Linked DNA regions of Mus musculus: regions 1, 3, 4, 5 and 6 are each linked to region 2. The links are chromatin loops, found by intact Hi-C in ENCODE. Cell type or tissue: gastrocnemius. All regions are shown on one strand.

Region 1 (4,000 bases), 550 kb before region 2:
AACCTGCTGAGACCCTACATTCCTGTTTCTCAGGTTCCTACCACCCATTGCCATTCACAAAGAACTCAATACAAGGAGCTTTATGGGTGTCTGGGAGATTGGATATTGTATTTGAATGCAATGACACTGGTGTGAGGTCACACTGAACTTAACCTGGAAAAGTCTGCATACGTCTGGTGCCCTTGCATAATCTGCTTGTATAAGGGACTTGATTGTGTTGCTGTTGTTTGCTTTGTTTGCAAGAATAGACTTGTTTTCTGGTACTATATTTCGGGTTGGGTCAATACGATTTCCGAAGAACCTCTCCCCCACTGATCTCTAAGGAGGTTCTTGCTTGGTGATTTTCTGGTCCCTTCCCCAGGGTGTGGGAATATTTGGGATGTAGACTCTGTCCATCAAAGGGTGACAATCAATCTCTGGGGTGACAGTGCTCCTGGCTGGCCACCACATTCCACTTGCACAGCACAGAGGCGAGCAGCTTAGTCCTGATCAATGTATCTGTCTCTGAGCCTGTAGATGTGCCTCACTCCAGAAAGCCAGGCTGCCTTTCCCTGCCAGGATCAACAGAGCCCCTGGGCTTTGACAGTGAGGCACCCAGAGCTCACGAGCTGCTTCAAACCACCCAGACCCCAGAGGTTGAAAAAGGAGATCAGGGCATTGAGCCAACCCCGTGCCTCTTCCTGTGTCTGCCCATGCCGCTGGATGAGGCTGTGTTGGAGTGTGTATGTGCATGTGGAGGCTGGAGCTTCCTCAGGAACTATCCAGCTCGTTTTCCGAGACGCGGTCTTGGATCATCCTTGAACATGCAAGGCAGATGGGCCAGTGAGTTTCAGGCATCTTCTTCTCTCTTCCCAGCTCTGGGATCACAAGCATGTGCCACCACCCCAGCTTCTTTACTTGAATTCTGGGGATCTAAAACCAGGTCCTTTACTATCTGAGCCATCTCCCCAACGCTGCCGATTCAGTAGCGGAAGAAAGTTTGTGATTTCCCACAGGTGACCTAAGTTTGCCTTGAGTGTGGTGACTTCCAACCCTCCTAGATCAGCCCTGCCGGCTGCCTCTGTGGATCCTGATCGTTGTCCTTTGCCTTCCGTTTCTGATGATTTTCAGTGTGAAGACAAATGGACACCCGAGTGAGCCACTCAGTGAGGTCTCTGCACACACACAGGCCCCCTGCCCAGGCACTGCTAGTCAAGCTCTCTGGCCTGCTGTTCACAAACTTCCAAGATGTGAGTCCAGTGTGGTGAGAATGTTACCACAAGCAAGGAACTCTTATTAGTTATCATTCCTTTTACATTCGTTTCTTTTGTTTCTGTTTAATTTTGTTTGTTTGTTTGTTTTGGATTTTCAAGACAGGGTTTCTCTGTATAATCTTGGCTGTCCTGGAACTCTCTTTAACTACCAGGAGGATAGCTCTGTGTGTGTGTGTGTGTGTGTGTGTTTTAAAATGATGGACTTAGTTTTATGTACATTGGTGCTTTGTCTTCATGCATGTCTGTGTGAGGGTGTCAGATTCTTTGGAACTGGAGTTACAGACAGTTGTGAGCTGCCATGTGGTTGCTGGGAATTAAACCCAGGTCCTCTGGAAGAGCAGCCTGTGCTCTTAACCACTGAGTGACCTCTCCAACCCCTTATGCTCTAATCTAGAAGCTATTGGCCGTCTAGAACTTTGAAGGTTTTCAAGCCATTAACCTGTTTTCAGCCTGTATCCACCGACTTCCAATCCTGATAATTCCTGAACATTCTTTTTGTTTGGTTGGTTTGTTTTTTGGTTTTTGGTTTTTTGTTTGTTTGTTTGTTTGTTTTGTTTTGTTTTGTTTTTCGAGACAGGGTTTCTCTGGCTGTCCTGGAACTCACTCTGTAGACCAGGCTGGCCCGGAACTCAGAAATCCGCCCGCCTCTGCCTCCGGAGGGCTGGGATTAAATGCGTGCGTCACCACGCCTGGCTCCTGAACATTCTTAACTGCATACTGATGACCTTTATACAATCCGATCTTCTTTGGTGCTCACATTTCTATGGTTTAATTCCCCCCACCTCTTTTTAAAGCAGTTTTGAGAAAAGAAAAAAAATTGCTAACGGCAGTAGTACAGGGATGGTGCCAGAGGACCCTAATCTCCACAGAGAGAGTTTGCAGGCCCTGAATGCTTGGGAAAGGCCCGAGTGGGCTTTCTCCCTCTGCCTGATCTTCCCCATTGTTTCTGTGGTCCTGCCGAATGCCTGCCTTTCTCCAGCCTCGTCCCACAGCCTGAGTACCCGGATGATGGGCAGTTCCTGTCGGTACCGAGTTTCCAGCTATAAAGTGATAGCCTGTCTCTGGGATTCATTTCATAAAAGATGTCACTGGTCACGAGGTCTTACTATCTTCTGAGGTGACTCAAAAAAACTAACTATAAGGCCTAAAATCCAAACAGGAAGGCAATCGCCGCCTGCTGCTCGGCTAGCTGCAGCTGGAACTTGCATGATAAGCCCAGCAGATGGCGCACTTGTTCTCTCGATCTCATCTGTCTTAGTAATGAAAACAAAGACCGGGAAAGGTGAGGTGGCAGCAGACCTCTCCCAGAGCCCGGGCTAGGGAGAGGCTACCTGTAAAAGAGGCCCTCAGATCCAGGCCTGTTATCTCGTTATCTCCTCAGGGCAGCAAAGGTTGGAAGAAGGAGAAGTGGTAGCAGGGACAGACTCCCAGGGACCCCTTTCAGGACTTTTCCCCTAATGCCCCGATGCATCTGCCACAGGCTAGTAAATCCAAGAATCTGTACCTTTGGACCGGCCAGACACAGCTTCGCCAAACAAGGTTTGTGCGCGGCAACCACAGGTCCAGGATTCAGCCAGCAGAGAACTTTCTGTACCATGGGTGGATAGTGGAGGCAGGATGCAGGTCTAGGGCTGCTTGAACTAAATCTCGATTTCTTCATCTGTATAAGAAAGAGATTAAGCTTAACTCTTCCTGACAGCACTGCTTGGAGGAGGTTAATTATGTATGAAGGTATCTGAGTCGGGGAGGGTGCCCATCCATGGCGGGTACATGTCTGCTCTGCGTGCTGCCTCTTCTAGGTAAGGCCCTGTGCAGAATGCCCCAGTTCTGGTGTGAAGGGGGTTTGCTGTGTTCTGACCCCCACCCCCATGGCTGGTGAGGAGCCCAGGTAACTTTCTGGACTTCCTTGCTTCGGGCTCAACAGCTTTCTCCTATTTCTGTTTTCTCCTCCTCCTCCTCCTCCTCCTCCTCCTCCTCCTCCTTCCTCCTTCCTCCTCCCCGTCCTCCTCCTCCTCCTCCTCCTTCTCCTCCTCCTCCTCCTTCTCCTCCTCCTCCTCCTTCTCCTCCTCCTCCTCCTTCTCCTCCTTCTCCTCCTCCTCCTTCTCCTCCTTCTCCTCCTCCTCCTCCTCCTCCCCCTCCTCCCCCTCCTCCCCCTCCTCCTCCTTCTTCCTGCTGCTCCCACTGTCTGACTAGAGTCTAATGGCATTCCCCTGCCCCAAATTCTTAATGGCTCCTTAATGCCCCAGAATGAAGGCTAAACTCAGAATTGATACTCAATGTCCTTCATAACCAGCTTTCCACCTACATTTTAAGCTTTTGGAACAAAATTGAAGAAATTGACTTAAATCTGAATTAACAGGGTAGAGTTCTGAGGATGGAGGGAATAGAAGTTGTTGGTAACAGGCATGGACGGGTCTGGCTACCAAGAATGGAGTCCCCCCTACTTCTCATATTATGTATTTTTTTTCTCTTGTTCTCTTACTGTGTCAGAAAGTGTCTTGCTATATAGTTCAGGCCAGCTTCAAATTCATGATTCTCCTGCCTCAGCTTCCTCTGAGGGTGTGGTGACCTGTCCTCTTGATGTGCCTTTCCTTAAGCACAGAGTCTAGGTTTTGCTAATTATTTTGTCCCTAGCAGCTAAGACAGTGTCTGCAGTTATAGATGCTCAGTCAGTACTCACTGGAATGCATGCGAGCATGAATGACTGAGAATGAATGAATGAATGAATGTCCTGAATGTGCCAAAGG
Region 2 (4,000 bases):
GCGGCGGCGGCGCCCCGCATCTTCCTCCCCATGCTCCTGCCGGCGCGCCGGTGCCACCGCCGCCGCTTCAAGCCAAGCCCGGGCGCCCGGGTGCGGGCGGCGAGGCGGGCCCGGCTGCTAGCTGGCTCCGGGGCTTCGGGTGCCGGAGCCCCATCGCGGCCGCGGAGCGCTGCGGGGCTCTGGCCAGCGCTCTGCCCCGGCGCTGGGAACTCGCCTCCCCGTGGCTTCCCAGCAGCTTTTGTATTTCGCTGTGAGACCCTCCGGCGGGCGCGATTCACAGGCGCCCGGACCACGTGGGAGCGAGGGGGATCCCCCTCCCCCTCCTCTGCCGCCTCTCCCCGCCCCCCACTCCCCCGCCCCTTCCCTTCCTCTTCCCCTTAAAGCGGCAACCGATCCTTCCAGGAGCGAGAGGTGGCCCCACGTTCTGTCCCGGACTTCGGGGCGGGGAGGAGGCTGAACTGAGGGCGTCCGTGCGGGGGCGTCGGAGCGGGGGCGGGGGCAGAGACCAATTGTAGGGCTTGGGAGTAGCGGCGTGTCCGGTGCTCTTGTTGGGAGTGGGATGATCCCCTTGTACCCTCCTTTGGACTGTGTCTGATCTGAAAACTTCAGACAGCCCCCCACCGCAGTACAGGCAGGGGTCAGGGTGAGTCCTTTTGCTACCTCACTTGGTGTGATTCACGCTGGCTTATGTAAATTCCCCGGAAAGTCTCGAGCCCTAGAGGATGTGACTCCAGCTGGGAGAGGAACCATCTGTAGCCAATGACTTTGAACCCATAACCTCTCTCCAGATGCAAGCTCCCCGGTATGGATCATTGCAGGCTTGAGAGCAATGAGGTTAACTTCTGTGACTTTTCTCAGGGATGCTTGGAATTAAACCTTGCTGTGCAAGTTGGACAGCCAAGTCAGGTCCCCTGGTCGCATGCCACTTGGCTTTCCCATTTTAAAGAAAGTTCAATATGTAGAGATAGGGATATCTAGATAGATATAAACACTTATTGTCAACATTCTCACCTTGTTTTTAAGTTGTCATTTAGTCAGTCACTTTATTCCCAATTATAAATTTCTCCCAAACAAAGGAAAATAAACAATTGTTTTACTAGTTTAGTGTAAAGGAAAAAGGACTAGTGGGAAGTGGGGCAGTGAAGAAAAAAACAAACCAACACATTATAAAAACTGATGCATCTTCCTCCAGACTTTCTTGGATTTAATTTACCAGCAAATCTCTTGGAAACAAACTGAATCTTTCCTTTCCCTTCTTGTATCCCATATTTCAAACTGGAGATTCTTAGTCATAAGATCAGAGCCGTGAGGGGTCCTGAGAGCCAGAGCTGGCACTGCCAGGGAACTGTCCCAGGACAGTACGTATGCTAAGCAGGTTCTCTTCTGACTCCTCCCCGAGTCCTACAGCCAGAGTTTAAAATCGGTTTCTTTCACATTGTGTGTGTGTATGTGTGTGTGTGTGTGTGTGTGTTTCCTTTCCCTATATTCCTCTCCTGGGAACACATGCGAGGTTTCAGCTGGGCTACATCTGCCTGTGCTGTGTATATTTATTCTGGAGTTATAGGGTAGACAATGTAAAATGTTTGTGACAGAGTAGATACATTAACCTTCCAAAACATGGCTGACCCAAGGCATACACCTTCCTGGGTTTCTTTCCCACTGGTACCTTGTGTGCCACCTGAAAGTGTGGGGTCTTTCTTAAATGTGTTCCCAACCACGGGGCTTCTTGTAGTGCTTATCTGATAAAAGGATTACAGTGCCTTCCATATGGATCCAGTACAATATATTAATTCATTAAAAAGTTTTTTTTTCTTGCCTCATGCAAGCTTCCCCCTGTCTTTCCCTAGAGAGCAGGGACTGTCTCTTATCAAATTTTTATTTCATATACCAGCTAATATAGTATATTACATGAAATAAGAACTGGATTCATTGAATTTAATTTTTGTCTTTTGATGTAACTTTTAGGTGTTTTTTTCCCCCTGCATTGAGTTTAGTGTGGGCAAACTGTAAGCAAGATCTCCACCTTGTGGGCATAATCAGAATATCCTCTAATTAGAGAACTACATTTTATAGTGGTGATTAAGTTAAACTCAGAACACTAAATGCCACCGTGGGCCAAGTTATGTCCCGAGGGCAGCGGGGCAATTCACAGTGCTTGGTGACTCTGTGGTTTTGGCTCTTGGCAGAATCTGTGACTGTGTAGTGCCTAGTGACCCACTATGGTACCCTGCATGGGGAGTTCTCTTGCCCACTGTGTAACAGTGGCCAGGGCACAAAGCCTGGCACTGAGCGCATATTCAGCAATGATGCAATGATTCACCTAGAACGAGATGAAGCTTTTCAAGTAGCATCATCACGTTTGTTTGTTTGTTTAAATATCTCACTGCTACAGGATACAAAGAAACTTTTCTCTCAAGTTCTTAAAAGGAAAAAATAATATTGGTGAGGGACTGAATGTGAGGGGAGCAAGATTATTAGTCTGGGAAAGTCCACTTTAATACCAGCCACTCCAAGTTCCAGACTCTCACAGTCACACTAAGGGTACTGATGAAAGGAGGCGTGAAGAGCCAGGCTAAGATCTCATGTCTCAGATGATGAGTGGACTTCATGTTTGAGCCCCAGAACCAGACTTAGCCCTAGGCCCGAGTGTACTCATGACCAGGATGAGATGTATGAAGCGCTTTAACAGTCAAAATGCAGAACTGCAGAAAACAGAGGGATAAGCTAGAGAAAGCAAGCACACACACACACACACACACACACACACACACACACACACACACACAAACACACCCTGCAGAGTGGTATGCCGTTTGAGTTATAGCAATGTTTGATTATTTTAGACAGTGTTTATAGAACCTGCCTCTGCTTTCCTGCTAGCTGACTGCCCTTGTAGCTCCTTAGATTTGAAGCCTGAAGACAGCAAGCACCCCTGCATTCTCTGGGGCTCTGAGATGGGGAAACATCATCTCTTTAGACCTTCAGCAGTTGCGTAGGGATCCCCAAATAAGAACCTATTTTCTCTTTTAAGAATCTCTTAGTACTCCTTAAGCTTAGACCTCCAATATATTCACAGTTGCCTGAAGTCCTGTGTGAACAATGGTCAGGCTCACAGAACCACACTTTCTGGGCAACTTAGGAAAGGTGGCACGAGCGCTGGGAGCCAAGAGTGAGGCTCGAGGTTGAAAGGCTTTCCATTTTCTGACTTGTTCCTTGGGCTAGTTTTTATCTCCCATGCATTTCAATTTCTCAACTTGAGAAATGAGGATAATAAATCGCGCCAAACTTACAGGTTGTTATGCAGCTCAGGTGAAATATTAACGGTAACCATAACAACAGCATTAGCAGACTCTTACTAAGTCCTTACTTCTTCTGGGCGTGGTGTGGGACTCAGCCCAGTATGGGCTTTATTAATCCATGTAGCCCTCCAAGCAAATATTATCCTTGTCTCACCATTAGAGATGGCAAGACAGAAGCATAACCAGAAAGTTACTGGCCTGATGTCACATGGCTGCCAAGTGACAGAGTTAAGGCTCTGGCACCTTTTGTGCATTATAAATGGTAGAGGCAATGTTAAGTATAAAGATGGTTGCATTAAATCAAAGATTCAACTCAAATTAAGCTTTCCTTGAAGCATGCTTTAGGGTTCCTAGTGAGTGAAATGGTGATGGGCTCTCTCTGTAGTCCTGGCCGTAGGCAGACACTCATCATGTGCTTGGCTCTAGTGAACCTCCAGGCAGCTTTAGGCAACCCATTCCTTGCTGCATCTCCACCTGGCCTCCTTCATTCTGATTTTTGCTGAGTTACATACTCTTCTCAAAGACAGAGATGCCCAAGTGCACTTTTTTTTTTGATATTTCTACAAAAGTAAGAGAAAATGTGTTGGTGCCCACAAGTCAACCCCTCCTTCCAGGAGATGGAAGCAAGATTGTAAGTTTAAGGCCAGCCTGAGTTAAATGGTGAGACCCTGTCTTAATAATAAAGCAAGACACTCCAAAAT
Region 3 (4,000 bases), 380 kb before region 2:
ATACACACCCAGATGGATACAGTCATTTCCAGCCTGTAAAATATCTCACTGATATACAGCTGCTGAGTCCAAAGCTATGCACAGTGTAGATTCTGGTGTCCTTTCACTCATCAACTGGTGTCCTCTGGCTATAAGGAAAGACTGCTGCCTGAGACAGACAGAGGAAGCCACGGCTCTGCACTTCTGTTAGGCTAGTCCCTAACTGTTGGACCACTCAACTCTTCTCTACCCATCTCTGTCTCCTTCCATTCCAACCTCGGAACATTTCGTTACCTGCAGAGGAGGGGACATCCGCCCGGGTCCAGGGAGCCAACCGTGCTTCTTTATCTTCCTAAGTTTGCACTTGGTACAGGACATCAGTTTTAGCTGGAATGGGTTTCCTGCTCTGCACAGATCTCCTGCAGATGCAGAGTCTCTGTCTCTAGGCTGCACACTTCCCTCTGTCTCAGAGGGCTGGTGGGTGCAGGTGCTGTCTCCTGGGGCTATCCAGTCTCCAGTGTCTTTGCAGAAGCCCTACCTCCCCATGTAGCTTTGCAAAGAGTGAGTGGGCAGGCTGCAGGCAGCAGACTCACCAGGGGCTGGGACTCCCCTCACGGTGCTTATTTCCATTAATAGCAGCCAAACATTTCAGTGAACACATAAATGGGCACAGCCTTGCTAGAGGTAGGAAATGGTTAGAATCTGTCCCTCCCCAGGGTTCCTGAGCTGACGCTGGATCTCTAGGTTGAAGTGTGAGTTTTCAGATGAGTCCTTTGGGGGGGGGAAACTATGATTAATAAAGTCATCAGAACAGGGATGCCCTGACTAAATACTGGCTGCATTACTAAGAGATGAAGAGAGCAGTAGCACATACACAGACCTTCCCTGGCTTTTACCACGTGATATCCTGGGCTATCTCAGGATGCTTTTACCATGTGATATCCTGGGCTACCTCAGGATGCTTTTACCATGTGATATCCTGGGCTATCTCAGGATGCTTTTACCATGTGATATCCTGGGCTATCTCAGGGTTCTGCCAGCAAGAAAGTTATCACCATGTATGCCTCCTCTAGAACCAGAAACATTCCAAAATAAACATCTTTTCTTCATAAAGTTACCAAGCCTCTGGTATTTTATTATAGTACCACAAAACAGACTGATATAATCCTACTTTTCCAGATTCTATTTATGTCACGCACAGAGCAGGTGACCTTATCATTCATTTCTTCCTGGAAATATCATCACACAACCAGATGCTATTCCCAAAATCACAGCCATAAAGACAGTGAGGAGCCAACCCTGACATTATTGCTCCAAATCAAGTCTAACACTGACCTCCTAGATGTGAGAGTAACTGTGAGCACCAAGCAAACTAGAGACCACTTTGTGAGCGTTCCTCATTTCAACAAGGAGGAAAATCATTTTTCCCTTGGACACAAAAGCTGTAGGCTCATATACAACTGGTTATTGTTCTAGCAAAAAGGCCCTGTTGAGTTTGAAAATCTTTATTAGTTTTACCTATTTGAAAGAATTTATACTCTACCTGTGCAATATACAAAATAGACTTAAAGGAGAAAAATCTGCCACACTGTTGGCAAATAACAAAATGTCCCTGAGCCTCCTGCTATGGATCAGGCAGAGGCATCTGGTGAGCACTGCAGAAGGCTCTGGTAGCTGAAGACAAAGGTGGATGAGGCTCTTCCTGCAATTCAAAAAGCGTCCTCAAGAGGGAGCTCATCTCAACTCCATGGAGGCTAATGCCTTAAGACTTCCAGGTATGCATGGGCTGTGATACTCCAAATGTAGCCAAGATGGAAACCCGTGCGACAGTCACAGGCTGCATCTTTACCTACTCAACTATGCATTCCACTCACATTAAGGCAGAGACTGCTCTACAGTGGTTCCGATGAGGACCCACAAGAGACAGGCAGGACATGTCTGGAGGTCTAGTGCTTGTAGAACTGAGAAATGAAGACTATTCCAAGGAAATGCAAGCGCGTGTGCCAGGGCCTGCAGGTACAAACAGTGTGGAAACGGAAGAGAACTGTGAAGGTCACAGGACTGTGCCATTTCTAGCAGTGAATGGACTTGCTATCTTTAGCTAAAAAGTATCTTAGGACATGCAAGATGGCTCAGTGGGCAAAGGCACTTGCCATGAAAGTCTAATGACCCAAGTTTGCAGCCCTGGAATCCACGAAGAGAAGAGAAAACAGAACAGACTCCTGGAAGTCATCTTCTGAAAGCCAATGCACATGTGTGCATTCTCTCTCTCTCTCTCTCTCTCTCTCTCTCTCTCTCTCACAGAACACACTTGTAATAAAGGAATAAAATAAAAATACATTTCCCTTAAGAAAAGTACTGCAAACCAGTTATAATTCAGTTCATTGTTAATGTTATCGAATGACTGCTACACAAAAGTATAAATTAGAAAGAAACCGAATTACAACATCCAGGCAATTTAAATCACTGTGAACACCTCCCGAGATGAACGCACGCATTCAGCCATCACTAACTGAAGCTCTGAGGAAAGCAAGGGGTCTGAATTTATCTCTAGATCAGGTTCCTTGGCTACTCTTTCTAAAAACGTCAAACTGTGGTTCCTTTTCAAAGTCAAAATTACATCCTGGTTGGTAGACAAGATAGCAAAGAAAGAAACCCAAGAACAGCCTGCCGGGGCTCTGCCAGAAGTCTGGGGGTGCGGTGAGAGGCCTGTCCACTGAGGCCTCAAAAAGGAAGACAAACAGCCTAGAAACTCAGGTCCACACTGATCCTGGAATCCTGTGCAAATCATTATTGCCTGCTTGTCACAACGGCTCAGCTCCACATGAAGGCTGCAGGGGACTCAAGTTCTATTGATCAGTCGTGGCCATGTATTACTCATCCCTAAAATAACATATTGGCTATTTGAGATGTGAGAGAAAGGCCAGCAGATGCAAGCTAACTGAAATAGAAATATGGAAAGAAAATACAATATGAAATAGCTTTGCTAGGAGTTGCTCTAATAGGAAAAAAAATCTTCCAAACATCTCCTCTCTTAAGTCTCAGATATGAAGTTCTCAGCCCAGAGTCATTGCCCAGGATGTAAGAAGGGATCAGGGTTCACAAAGAGTTCATAAGGTCACAAGGGATTCCAACTATATGGCAGAATCACAGAGACCCAGACAAGGCATTTACTCTCCCCTACATAACCCCATGTCCCCAACTGTATAAGAGGGGACAGGGACACTACTGGCCTCACCAGTCTGAACAGAGATTCTGGTGTTCAGACACCTGATGCCTGGGGCAGACTCATGCTCCCTGACCTGACTGGTTCTGCAGTTTGCTTACCCTGACAAAGGTGAGGAACGACCGGTGTCATCCTTTCCCAGCTTGTGGCTCTGTGCTTTGCCTTACTCAACCCCCCCCCCTTCCTTTCTTGAACTCAGAGCATGGTAGGCAAGCAAAGTACTCTACCATTGAGTTATATCCCTAGAATTTTTGGGTTGGTCGGTTAATCTTTCTGACTGTCTGACTGTCTGTCTATCTATCTATCTATCTATCTATCTATCTATCTATCTATCTATCTATCTATCTGGTTTTTCAAGACAGGGTAGCTTTGGTTGTCCTGGTACTCACTCTGAAGACCAAGCTGGCCTTAAACTCACAGAGATCCGCCTGCCTCTGCCTCCCAAGTGCTGGATTAAAGATGTGCGCCACCACACCCAGTTGTTTTTAATTTTCTTGAGACAGAGTCTCATTAAATTGCCCAGGCTGATCTTGGAACTTGTAATCTTCCTGCCTCAGCCTCCCAAGCAGCAGAATTATGAGTGTGTCCCATCAAGGCTGGTTATCATTCTGTCTTTATGTCACACAAAGGACAAGTGTGGATGTTGCAAGGAAAATAAACCATGTGGCTTTGGTAGTTAGTCAGAGCAGGGATGTAAGGATGGCATAAGGATGGTATAAGCCTGCCCAAGCTCAAACCTCATTGGCTGGGTGATGGAAGATGCACTGCTTACCTCTATGTACCTCACCTTCTGAA
Region 4 (4,000 bases), 360 kb before region 2:
GCACAGCCTCAAAATTCACATCCACACTCATGTCCTCAATCAACTCTGGGGTCCCCACATTCAAGTTCAAAGTTTAGCTCTGCTGCCTTCTAACCACATGGTCTTCTACAAGATCGTAAATTTCAGCACCTGGTCTCCTCAGCTGCAAAATGAAGACAATAAACATGGTATCCTAGCACCCCACCCCATCTCCATAGCCCTATGGTGGAGACTGTATGTAAGGAGAGTATGCCGTGCAATTCCCACACTCCACCATGGGTATACACTATTAACACTTCCCACACTTCCCTCGCTGTACAATGATGGCTCTCACTGGGCACTGTTCTAAGCATTGTGGATGGAACCCTGTACAAGGCAAGAGAGGACTTAACTCTCAAGGAGCTTTCACAGAAGTCGGAAAGAAAGTGGGGAGGAAGGCAGGCAGACCCAGTGCTGAGTGCTATGAGGTGCTGTAATACCATGTGACAGTGGCTGTGAGGCTAATTTGGATGATAAGGACAGGGACATCTGAGTCAGAAGCCATTACCATGAGACCTATAAAAGTGAAAGACACAAATATGCCAGACAAGCGAGGACAGGAGACACACCTAAAGTGGAAACTTTTAAAGGGTTCTTTGGAGAGTCAGTTGTTTTAGACGGTGTTTTGCTGGGGCAAACACAGGAAGGAGTGTTTTCCTGAAGTGGACACAGGTGAAAGACTAAGGCAGACTCCTGAAGGAAGATTTCACTGAAGCAGACACAGGAGAAAACACGTTTTGCCAAAGCAAGCACGTGAAAGAACACGTGATGAAGGACTCTTTGCTAACAACATGCATGTATTGGTCCGCCTTACATTGTGTAGCTGAGCTCCATTTTCAGGACTCCACAGAGAGAAATGTTCTAAAAAAAACTTCTGGTAGCATGCTGTGGCTTTTTTGCCACTTCTGTGGACTCAGACTGATTGGCAGAGTGATGTCAGTTGAAGGCCACATGATGTTTGGAGGCTGTGTAAATAGAATGTGGCTAACAGTGACTGGGGCTGACTAGGCTTGCTTGTAGAGCTAGCTGTGCAATGCTTCTTAGTTGCTCATCTTCGCTGACCTTCGCTGAGAGAGGCACACCTCCTGGCCCCTCCTGTTAACTCCTCTGGAGGCTGAGGCCTGGCGGTCTCTGCTAAGAAGTGCCACCGCTGCTGATTTGTGTTTGCTATCCCAACTCTACTGAACGGGACTGCAGGTGTAAACATGAAGTGTTTGCAAGTGGATCGAGCTGCCACTGCTGACCCGTGAACTGAACTGCCGATTTCCAGACAACTCAGACAGGAGTTGCTCCAAAAACCATTTCTAAACAGGTCCACTTTCCCTGTATCCTTTCTTTTTCACTAACTCTGATGGGTGGTGGGATAAAGGGGAGGTTAAAGCATTTAAGAACCATCATTAAAAATAGGATTTGAAAAAATTAAAGTTACACACATCTCTGTGTATATCTGTGAGGACATTCCCAGGCAGGTATAATTGAAGAGAGAAGATGCAACTGAATATGGGTGGAACCATCCCACGGTCTAGGCTTAGGTCATTTAAAGGAAAGGAGGGGTAAGCAAGAAGCACTGTTCTCATCTCTCTCTGCTTGCTCACTTCAGATACAGTGTGACCGACTGGTCACCTCCTATTCCTATTGCCATACCTTCCCTGCTGTGATAGACTGTACCCTCTCAAACCATGAACCAAACAATTCCTTCCCCCATACATTGCTTTTGACAGGTCTCTGGTCACATAAATGAGAAAAACAACGAATACTGATGGACAGCTCTGGGTGGACTCTGATTCTCCAGGATGGGTTCCTCAACTCAGCCCATTAGGGTTGGGTGATTCTTGGCTGTGCAGAGGATTCCCTGTGAACTATGGGGTTTTCCATCACTTTTAGCCCCTGCCCACTATCTACTAGCACTGGCCCTAGGAGTGACCATCGAAGCCATCTCCATCATTGTGAGATGTTAGCATCATGCCTGGCTGAAACCTACTGCTTTAGCAGTAGTGCTGGCTGAACTAGTGAAGCAGAGAGATGGTTAGGAAGAGAGAGGGCTCAAGGTTCACTCCTAAGTTCTCAACTATAACAAGGCAAGATCATCTCAAGCATCCTGAAGGCCGGCCCTCTGAGCCACTGGATCAGCTTCTGAATTCCCGCGCCAATCCATCATTCCTCCATTCACACAACATACAGCGAGTCCCAGCTGTACCAGGGATGCCAGCCTAACTTCAGAAGCACACCATGTCAAGGAGACGATCATGCACGTTTCGTACAGAGAGATGCACATGTGCTTCACAAAAGCCCCCGAGAATGAGCAGGAACAGGAAGGGAGAGATGACCCTCTCTTCTTGCAGGAATCAGGGGCAGTTTGAAAGGGATCCCCTCCCCCTGCCTTGGCAGAAAGGCACTGGCACAGAGGACAGGACATACGTAAAGAGCTGTGAGACAGGGCAGAAAGGTAGAGTATGGGAGAGGGATGCGCAGCCAGTGGGAATCACAGGGCCAGATAAGGGTGTTTTGTAAGGCACTTCAAAGCCTCACTGGATTCTATTGTGATCTGGGCCCATTGAGATTGCTATTACTTCAATTCATTATTCCTGATAATTAAAGAAAACTCAAGGCAGACATTCATGGGGAGCTCAACAGGCCTCCGCCTTGGGAATAGAAACTTCCCAGCTAAAGACTTGTTCCAATTTCAACCTCTGCCTCAATGATAAAACAAAACTTAGGGGAAGAAAGGCCTTACCCAGCACTGAGGGAAGTCGGATCGGGAACTCAAGCAGAAACAGAAGCAGAAACCATGGAGGACTGCTGCTTACAGGCTAACTCACTGCACTATGCTTAACTAGCTTTCTTGTCGACTCCAGGTCGACCTGCCTAGGGATGGTACCGCCCATAGTGGGCTGGGCCCTGAATGTTGATCTTCAAATCTCAGTCAAGACAGTGGCTGACACATATAGTCACAAGTTTAGCTGATGGAGGCAATTCTTCTCTTGAGATTTCCCCCATGGCAGGTAATTCTAGGTTGTATCCATTTGACAACAAAAGCTAACCAGGACGGCACTGTACCAACTCTGCCACATTCAAAACTATAGTCAAGAGAAGTTCAGCAGTGCATACAGGATTTCTCCATTGACAAGTGGCAAGGCCAGCCAGCATGTGCCTCAGGCTGCCTAGCTGCAGCGCTCCATGGTTTTTGTGAGGGCAGTGACTGGATCAGACATGCAGTATGGAACCCCCTGCAGCAACACTACAGTATAGAAAAGGCAGATGTCACCCAGACAGAATTATTATATGGAAAGGTTGAACCACTCCCAGAAGAACAATGGCCCAGGGAAAAAGGACTAAGAAGGAAGAGGGCAAACAAGAAAGATGGTTGGCCACCCCAGCTAATCATGGAGGGACAATGTGGTGGATCTCGCCCAGTCTGCATGAAGGGCACCTAAGGACATCACTACCTGCCCAATTTTGCCCAATTTAACAGCAGATTCCTGGGGATCCGTGCAGCAATTTCATTACTGAGAGAGATGCAAAAGCCAGGATATGGAGTATCAAAGGCACATACTCAAGTACAGCAAAGGAGAAAAGAGAGGAGCAGGCAGGAGGCCGTGGGAGAGACAAGAGGATGTGAAGAAACAATTGCAGAAATCCCAAGTCTGAGTATGGAGTGGATTTATCCAGTGAAATAGGACACTCCTATCCCCTACCTAGACCTGTGAACTAATCTTATGTGACCTGTCTTCAGTCCACGAGGGACCTCGACTATCAGAAAGCAAGGAACAGGGCAGTGTTTGTCAGAGTGGTTACAGAAACTTCCTAAGCTTCATCTGAGACTCACTGCTTATGGAAGGAAGGTCTGAGATTATTCTGATGCAGACAGCTTAGGCCCTGGGAAACACAGACTTGAGGCCTGAGGTATACAGACCTCAGACCCGCTGCAGCAGCAACCACCTGGGTTGCTATTGCACAGCCAGCCTTGCCCCAGACCTACTGA
Region 5 (4,000 bases), 240 kb before region 2:
GACTCACATGAAAGGGAATCCACCTGCCCTCTCTTGCAATCTGACCTTAGCTTTACAAGGAGGTGTTCCTACATGAGTCTCTGGATATTGTACTAAGAATGTCACATGTCATTAACACAGTTCAATTTTGCAACCTAACTGATTAAAAACCTAATTCATTTGCAAATGTAACTTTTGGCATGTGCATGAGCATCTTCTCAAAACATATTAGAGTTGCCATTGACAGATGGTCCTAGATAGGTCTGAGAAGGCTGTTGACAGATATCTCACAGCAGATCTGATTAAACTGACAGATCAGAGGAAAGTCCTATGGGAAATGTCTCCACTGGCCTGAAGGCCGACAGAACAAGATGGAAGCCCTTCAGAAGAATTGCCAATAAAGACTGAAAATGGAAACAACCTTCCTGGGATGATTTGACAGTATGTATTGAGGCTTAGGAATCCATGCCCTTTGACCTTGTACTTCTCTCCTTAAATTTTAACTGAAAGTCCTGCTCAGACATGTGTGAAAATATTTATATTTAAAGACCATTCACTGCAGTACTGCATACAGAATACAGAAGAACTGGATCACCCACAGCCTCATTGTATAGGACAGTTTTCCCTATAGAGAACAGTTGGGCACCCCAGCCATGGTCTCCATATCTATACATTCAACAAACTTTACATAGAAAATGTAGTCTGGTTACTGACGGTTGCTTTTGTACTGAACAAACATAGACAAAATGTTTTTTAAACATTTCATGACTCACTAAGTTCTATGACATAAATACTCACACAGCTTTTATGTTGCATTAGGTGTTGTATGACATCTAAAGACAATATAAGATAGTCTAATGAGTATAAATACCATAAATGAGGAGGCCCACAGGCTATACCAAAGGCTACTACTGTAGTTAAGAGCACTTAGCTGCTCTTCCAGAAGACCAAGAGTTACTTCCTAGCACCCGTGTAGAGCAGCTCACCTCCACTCCAGCTCCAGGGGATCTGAAACCCCTCTTGTGGCCTCTGAGGGCTCCCTCACTCATATGAGCAGACACACTAAAAACACATATCCCGAGGGGTCTATCCTGCCTAGATAACAATGGATGGCTACATATTCACAGTCATACTTCCTATGACTAAAAGAAAACACGGGTGTGATGGTTGGAATGATAATGCCCCCCACCCCTGGAAGACTCATATATTTGAATGTTTGGTCCCTAGTTGGTAGAAGGATTAGAAAGTGTGGCCTTGTTGGAGAAGGTGTGTCACAGGCATCTGGTATTGAGGTTTCAAAAGCCCACCGCACTCCTAGTTAGCACACTTGCTCCCCCCTCCCCCTACCCCTCCCCCACTTTGTCTCCCCCTGTGTCAGTTCCATGCCTGCCTTCCTGCCTGCTGCTGCCATGCTACCATGATAGTCATGGACTAACCCTCTGAAACTACAAGTCTACAGGTTTTCATGCACGTGTGGGTTAGAGTATAGATGCCAGCGGTCAACCTCTCATGTCTTCCTTAATCATGCTTTACCCTGTCTGTCTGTCTGTCTGTCTGTCTGTCTGTCTGTCTGTTTGTTTTTGAGACTGTCTCCCACTTCTCCCTGATTGGGCTAGGCTGCCTGAGCAGGGAGCTCTAGGCATTCACCTGTTTGCACGCCCATGCCTTAGCATTAAGATGAAAAGTTTGAGACCCCACCAGGAGGAAACCAGCAGAGCAAGGGGAGGAGGCCACATTGGGGTGAATGCTCCCCAGAAGGACACATGAGTCAGCTTGAGAGACAGTGTACCACAGGAGTCTTTAGAAGCCTGAAAATTCAATATTTATAAATCAAATCAGAACAAGTGCAGAAAGTAGATTTGCTGTCTTCTACAAAGCCGAGCCCTGGTCTTGTTTTCACAGGGCCTCTGTATACAGCTCAAGTCAAAAGTGTACTTTCATTAGAGAATTATTGTGGTTCTTTAAAGAAACAGCTCTGGAAATATTTTATGAAGTTACCAGTCAAGGTCAAGAGAACTCATAGACTTGACAACAGGAAGAGAAAGGACACCTGTGTCTGTGTCTAGACCAGTAATTCTCAATGTGGAGTAATTTTGCCCATCAGGGGACATTTAATAATGTCTGGAGATTTTCTGGTTGTTTGTTTGAGGTGATGGGGAGTGATGCTGGCATCTAGTGGGTAGAAGGCAGAAATGTTGCTCATGTCCAACAGGGTTCAGAATACCATCCTACAGCAAGGTGTTAGATAACTGACCCAAGGAGTCATTGCCAAGGTTGGGAAGCCCAGTCTAGACAGTGTCAAGGATTTAGGAAGAAATTACCAAACATCAGGATATGGAGGAGGCTCAGAGGATAAGGGCATGTGCTAGGAAAGAATGAAGACCCAAGTTTGGATTCCCAGCACTCCTGTAAGAAGCCAGGTTTGTCCACGCCTGTCTGTAACGCCAGAGCCCTAAAGGGTAAGGCAGGAGTCCTGTCTTTAGAACTTGCTAACCTCCATTCTAGTTTCCAGTCCAGCAGGAGGTTTTATCTCATGAGAATAAGTCAGAAAGTGATATCCTGCCCATAAGCAGGTCATTTGATATTCTCATTTGACTGCACACACACACAACACACACACACACACACACACACACACACACACACACACACACACACACACTGTGATGGTTTGAATGAGAATGTCTCCTGTAGGCTCACATATTTGAATACTTGGCTCCCGGTTGATGGTGCTGTTTGAGGAAGTTCTGAGACGGTGTGTTCTTGTTGGCGGAAGCACGTCCCTGGGATAGATAGGCCTTGAGAGTTCATAGCTTGCCCCACTTCCAGGTGCTCTCTGCTTCGTGTTTGTGGTTGAAGCTGCTTCCTTCTCCTGCTGTCAAACCTGCTCTTTGCTGCCAGACTTCCCTGGCACCATGGATTCTGGACTGGAACCATAAGCCAAAATAAACTCTTCCTTCTGCACGTTGCCTTGACCGCGGTGTTTTATATCTCTCTGTCTCTGTCTCTGTCTCTGTCTCTCTCTCTCTCTCGCTCTCTCTCTCTCTCTCACACACACACACACACACACAGAGAGAGAGAGAGAGAGAGAGAGAGAGAGAGAGAGAGAGAGAGAGAGATTGATTTGTCAATCTGTACTCTGGCAATGAAGGAGAAGGTAGGAGCTGTTGAGGGATGGGTTGACTTCTCTAGGTCTCCATACAATTGATGGAAGACTGGGTAGAGAAGGATGGATTCCACAAACATATGTTGTTGGTTTGGAATATATAACAACTTAATGAAAAAATTAAATTCACTAAGCTCAGGTTGGTCTTAACTCATGACCTTTTGCCTCAGCATCTTGATTAACTGGAATTACACGACTTCCCCACTCTGTCTGGCTTAAGATCTAGACTTAACTGGAATTTATATAAGAAAACATCCAATCTGGCAAACTTCTTTTCCTCCTCTATATACAAGGAGAAAGGAACAAAATAGGGAGAGGAAAAGGCTCATTTCAAAAGCTTGAGAAGGGTCGTAGGGCAAAGTATGAATTCTACCTGAGTCCCATTATGTTTTGCTTTCTTTTTCTCCAGACAATAGGAATCGGGGTCCAGGCAGACTGACCTGCTACTATCAGAAATGCTTTCGATTACAATTTAGGGTAAGCTATGCTTCTGAAACCAGGAAACTCGACACATTCTTTTCAACACGCTTTCCAGTATCAAGGCTTGGTGGGAAAAGGATTTTCTGGTTAGCTCTGAGATAACCTGGAATCTCCCATTCCCTAGGACATTTTGACTAATAGATATTTTCCTGTAGTCTGTATTCTCGGAGACAGCCTCAACCTTGGCAAGGCTTATAGGAAGTGCCCCTGACAGTGTTTAACACTCAAATCCAAATGTCTTCTTTCTGCTCTTTCCATCTGGAACACTGCAATGAATTAAACAAGCCTGTAACATCTCTTTGTAATAAAGGAAAACAATTCAACCGTGAGGGTTTTTCTTTTGTTAAAATCTAAATGTAACAAACCATTCAATAG
Region 6 (4,000 bases), 53 kb before region 2:
AGAAGTGTCTTTATAATCATGCAGACAAGAACAACCACTTGGAAAGCAGATGGTTTAACATTCGGTACTATTTCCAGTTAAATATAGAAAAATGGGTATCAGGAAGCATGACCAAGAATACTTACACCTGAGCTATTATTTGAGGGGTTTGCCACTTTGTTTTTGAGAAAGGAACCTCACATGATAGGCTGACTTCAAACTCGCTAGAGAACTGAGATTGACCCTGAACTCTGATCCTACTGCACTCACCTGTGGAATGCTGGAATTATAGGTATGAGCCACCTTGCTAAGTAACTATTTATAAAAGCAAGAAATTCCAGAAGCTGAAAACAAGTCAGATTTCATGTACACAGTGATTTTTGGCATATCTATAAAATGGAATTCAATACACCAATGAAAAATAAATCACAGGCAGTCAATGAATGAATTGCACAAATGTCTTTAAAAAAAGAAAAACAAACAAACTCAAAACACTGCGTGTCAATAATGTAAAAACCGTAATGTCAATTCAAGTTTAGAGATGCATACAAATGCTGTAAACACAAAGATAACCAAGAAAACTGTTAGTCCAAAGGTCAAGAAAATGGCTACCAAAACACAGTTATAACTGGAGTTATGAAATGTCAATATTACTAATAATAGTAGTCAGTAATACCTCTATTAATTACTAATAATACAATTAGTAATAATAAGTACTAATAATGATTTCTGGTCTGGGTGGAGGTCTCAGGAGTATTTGCTCTGTGATTATTTGTTAAGCTATATATTTTGTACACTTCTGCATGTGTACTTCTCATAATAAAAGTAGGAATAAAGGAAATATTAATACACAGTATTTTCATTATCAAAATAGTAGTTATTTTGAGGCCAGCAGTTGTAAGACTGCATAGGGAAACAAAAGCCATAACAGACGTTTACCAAACACTTATTACTTAATGAACACAGAAAAGCTGTTCTATCAATGTTAGCCATCGCTGTATACATAGAAGGCAACCCAAATGCAATCAATATTTACTAGATGTCTAATGCTGACAAAAACAGGGCCAAGCTGAATACATCCAAATCTAGCCAGTGAACATAAAAGCCTCCATCTCCACACCAATGTAGCCTACCAGCTATACTTGTTTCCTACCAAGTCTCAAACAACAAGGAACCTAAGACAACTCAAGACACACACCACAACACCTGTACCGCCACTTTCCGAGTCTTCTACTAGAGGAACCAGCTCCTTGGTTTTGTCAAAATCACCGTTTCTTTCTCATGTTTTCCAAGTGGGCTGAGTTACCATAGCAAGAGCCCTAAGTCAAAACACTTATCCTAACAACGGTGATCATGTATAGAAATGGGCCTAAATGGCGTCACAGTTCTCAAGGAATGGCCTATCTGAATTCCAGGGAGAAGTAATTTGCAAACTGTCAGAAACTATACTCAAGATTTTCTGTGTTCTTGTATGTTCACAGATGAGAACTGACAACTTGACAATTTCAACCAAAATGGTAGACTAGGCACGGCTTCCAACATGGCGACTCGTCTTGTTGATACATGAAAATGAATGTGGTCACAGCTAGGCTATCTGAAATCGGGGATCCTGTTCCCCTTAGACATGTCTGAATGCCCGATACTCACTCTCAGTTCTTCGAAGGCTTCGTCCAGCGTGGACAGCTGGTGGCCCCGGTGAGCCCCAATGACTGGACACAGGACACAGATGAGCTGCCTATCTTCCTGACAATAGGTGCTCAAATCCAGCCCATGGTCTGGACACTTCCTCTTGGCCACTCTCTCCGCTTCCATCTCTATTTCGGGGTCAAATTCGCTTTCTGCCTCAGTTTCTCCTTCTGCCTCTGATTCCCCTTCTTGGTTGTCTTCCTCCGCCTCGCTCTCCTGCTCATCCTCCATCTCTTCCTCGCTGTCTTCTTCACTCTCCTCGTCACTCTCATCCTCACTGTCTTCCTCGGTCTCGCTCTCTTCTTCCGACTCACTGTCTACCTCCGTCTCGCTCTCTTCTTCCCCGACCTCGCTCTCTACCTCCCCCTCGGCCTCCCCTTTGGCCTCGCCGTCTTCGGGGAGCGCGTCGTCTCCCCCGCTGGCCGGCGGAGTCCAGGCCTGGGCGCCATGGACGTAGGCAGCCAGGCGGTGGCTGAGGAACTTCTGGCGATGCGCGTCGGCGTGGCGGCGGCAGTAGCAGAAGCCGCAGTCGCGGCACACCTCCTCCGCCCCGGGCGCCTCGTCGGGTTCGCACTCGTCACACGTGCCGTCGGGAGGCAGCTCCTCGCAGGCCGCGCCCACTCCGGAGGCCATGTGGCTGCAGGGACGAGGCCGAGGCCTAGCGGCTGGCGTGCTCTCCGCCTTCAGCGCGGAGCGCCTTCCTCACGCAGGCCCGCTTACCCCCGGGGTCTGGCCGGCCGCCCCGCCTGGGCCGCGCCGCTGCGCTGCGCCGCGCCGCGTCTGCAGCTGCTGAGGCCTGAGGGCCCGGCCAGCCGTCAGCGCTGGGCCTGGCGCCCGCTCGGTCTCTTCGCCGCGCGCCGCGCCCGCGCCCCGTCCCTCGCGCGCCACTTCCGGCGCGGCAGCCTGCGCCCCGTCGGCCCCTGCGCCGCGCAACCCGGCCTCCGTTGCCCGGCAAGATCGCGGCCGCCGCGGGCCCACGCCGCCCCGGTTCCACTTTACCCACGCCGTCAGCGGCCTCCTTTCACTTCCTGAGTCACTTAAAGCGGCAAGGACCCTTTTCTGCGTTTTCCCGCGGGGCTGAGCATCCCCCCCGGAAGGAGAAGCTCGAGCGCAATCTCTCCTCGCAGAGCAGGGCGACGGGCCCCGCCTCTCCCACGCCCTCCCTGGAGGTGTCAACCTGACCGAAAACCACTAGCCTGCGGTCCCTGCGGACTTATGTCACTCTGGAGACACTGTCCCCGCCCCATCACAGCCCCCGGATTTTCAAGGGGCCAAGGCCCCAAGGCTCTTTATCACACCGAACCTGCCCGCCTGGGATTTCCATAAAGCCCCCAAAAGGGCTGTGTGTGTTCTTCTAGGCTACTGAGGTCTCAGTCTGACTGAGCAAACACGCAACATTTTTGATCCAAAGCAATACTGTGCCTTGTGTGTTTGCAAAGTCTATTTGCATCCCGGCCTCCTAGGGGTTCAGAATCTCTGAGTAATAGCTGTGTCAGGTGAAGGGAGGTGAGGGGGATCATAGTTTTGAAGTGAGATGCCAACTCCCAGTCACTAACTGGTCACTCTAGATTCCAAGCCGACACCAAGAGAAAGGAAAGCGGTTGATACACATTAAACAATGTTAAAGTGCCCCAGACCGTGCTAGATCTTCTTGTGGTGTTTTCAAAGCCTGATTTTAGAACTTTATCCACTAGAGTCCCCAAATCCTAAGGCCACCACTTAGGTTTGGTAATCATGGACAAATTACTTCATCTTTCTGTTTTAAAAACCACCCCCCCCCAAAGACAACAACAACAAACAAACAAAAAACACCAAACTCTGTAAAATAGAAATAATAGCAATATCTCCTTCGTGGGGATTTGTGGATTAAATGTAAAGGAGTCTGTACAGAAGTGATCAGTAAGCTTTATTAATTTTAGCATAATTTATAATGCTGACAATGACACTTCAAAGGTCATTTCATACCTTAAACATAAGACATTTTTGGTGGGCTGCTGGTAATGTAGCCATCCCCTTCTCTACCATCTATGGTTGTCTCTCCAGTAACAGAAAAAAAAATGTATTTGAGAGAGAAAGGAGGACATTTTGCTCTAGTGGGGCAGAGGAAAGTGGATTACAGAATGGAAAATAGCTAGGCATGTGATGCACACTCTCAAGCACTTGCGAGGCAGAGACCAGTGGGTCTCTTAGTTGGAGGCTAGTACCTTCGACTTAGGGGTTCCAAGACAGCCAAGGAAACATAGATTCTATCTTTGAGAGGAGTGGGGGTGGGGAGAAGGGAAGGAGAAAGAGATGAATGGTCTGATTTCTTTAAATAAGAGTGCTAGGATTTCCA

What was found. Peaks named below come from ENCODE experiments on the same cell type or tissue, not always from the same donor. Only the 100,000 strongest peaks of a DNase experiment are listed, where the experiment ranks them.
Region 1: a loop joins it to region 2, with 11 times the contacts of the local background. A loop is called at or near these places in 32 of 42 quality-filtered maps.
Region 3: a loop joins it to region 2, with 5 times the contacts of the local background. A loop is called at or near these places in 12 of 42 quality-filtered maps.
Region 4: a loop joins it to region 2, with 8 times the contacts of the local background. A loop is called at or near these places in 30 of 42 quality-filtered maps.
Region 5: a loop joins it to region 2, with 3 times the contacts of the local background. A loop is called at or near these places in 2 of 42 quality-filtered maps.
Region 6: it touches region 2 in a loop (2.1-fold over the local background); 17 of 42 quality-filtered maps call a loop at or near these places.

The regions. Positions count from the first base shown.
Region 1 is chr2:101,903,488-101,907,487 of GRCm38, forward strand. No RefSeq gene overlaps it. Among named protein-coding and RNA genes, the nearest start is that of Commd9, 19 kb to the left of the region's middle. In gastrocnemius, a CTCF peak has its summit at 2,467 (motif pointing right); DNase peaks (open chromatin) are centred at 665, 2,490 and 3,053.
Region 2 is chr2:102,451,557-102,455,556 of GRCm38, forward strand. Fjx1 (four jointed box 1) reads right to left here and starts at 236. Exons shown (of 1, transcript NM_010218.2): 1 at 1-236. The coding sequence starts at 32. In gastrocnemius, a CTCF peak has its summit at 2,031 (motif pointing left); DNase peaks (open chromatin) are centred at 269 and 2,185; H3K4me3 peaks cover 945 bases; H3K27ac peaks cover 677 bases.
Region 3 is chr2:102,076,016-102,080,015 of GRCm38, forward strand. The region is part of intron 2 of Ldlrad3 (low density lipoprotein receptor class A domain containing 3); the gene reads right to left. Among named protein-coding and RNA genes, the nearest start is that of Gm39888, 86 kb to the left of the region's middle. In gastrocnemius, a CTCF peak has its summit at 1,702 (motif pointing right); a DNase peak (open chromatin) is centred at 1,700.
Region 4 is chr2:102,086,998-102,090,997 of GRCm38, forward strand. The region is part of intron 2 of Ldlrad3 (low density lipoprotein receptor class A domain containing 3); the gene reads right to left. Among named protein-coding and RNA genes, the nearest start is that of Gm39888, 97 kb to the left of the region's middle. In gastrocnemius, no CTCF peak of the experiment used is centred here; no DNase peak of the experiment used is centred here.
Region 5 is chr2:102,216,418-102,220,417 of GRCm38, forward strand. No RefSeq gene overlaps it. Among named protein-coding and RNA genes, the nearest start is that of Gm34268, 29 kb to the right of the region's middle. In gastrocnemius, a CTCF peak has its summit at 2,172 (motif pointing left); no DNase peak of the experiment used is centred here.
Region 6 is chr2:102,398,387-102,402,386 of GRCm38, forward strand. It overlaps Trim44 (tripartite motif-containing 44), which reads right to left and starts at 2,514. Exons shown (of 5, transcript NM_020267.2): 1 at 1,627-2,514. The coding sequence starts at 2,298. In gastrocnemius, no CTCF peak of the experiment used is centred here; DNase peaks (open chromatin) are centred at 1,736, 2,335 and 2,674; H3K4me3 peaks cover 3,343 bases; H3K27ac peaks cover 1,721 bases.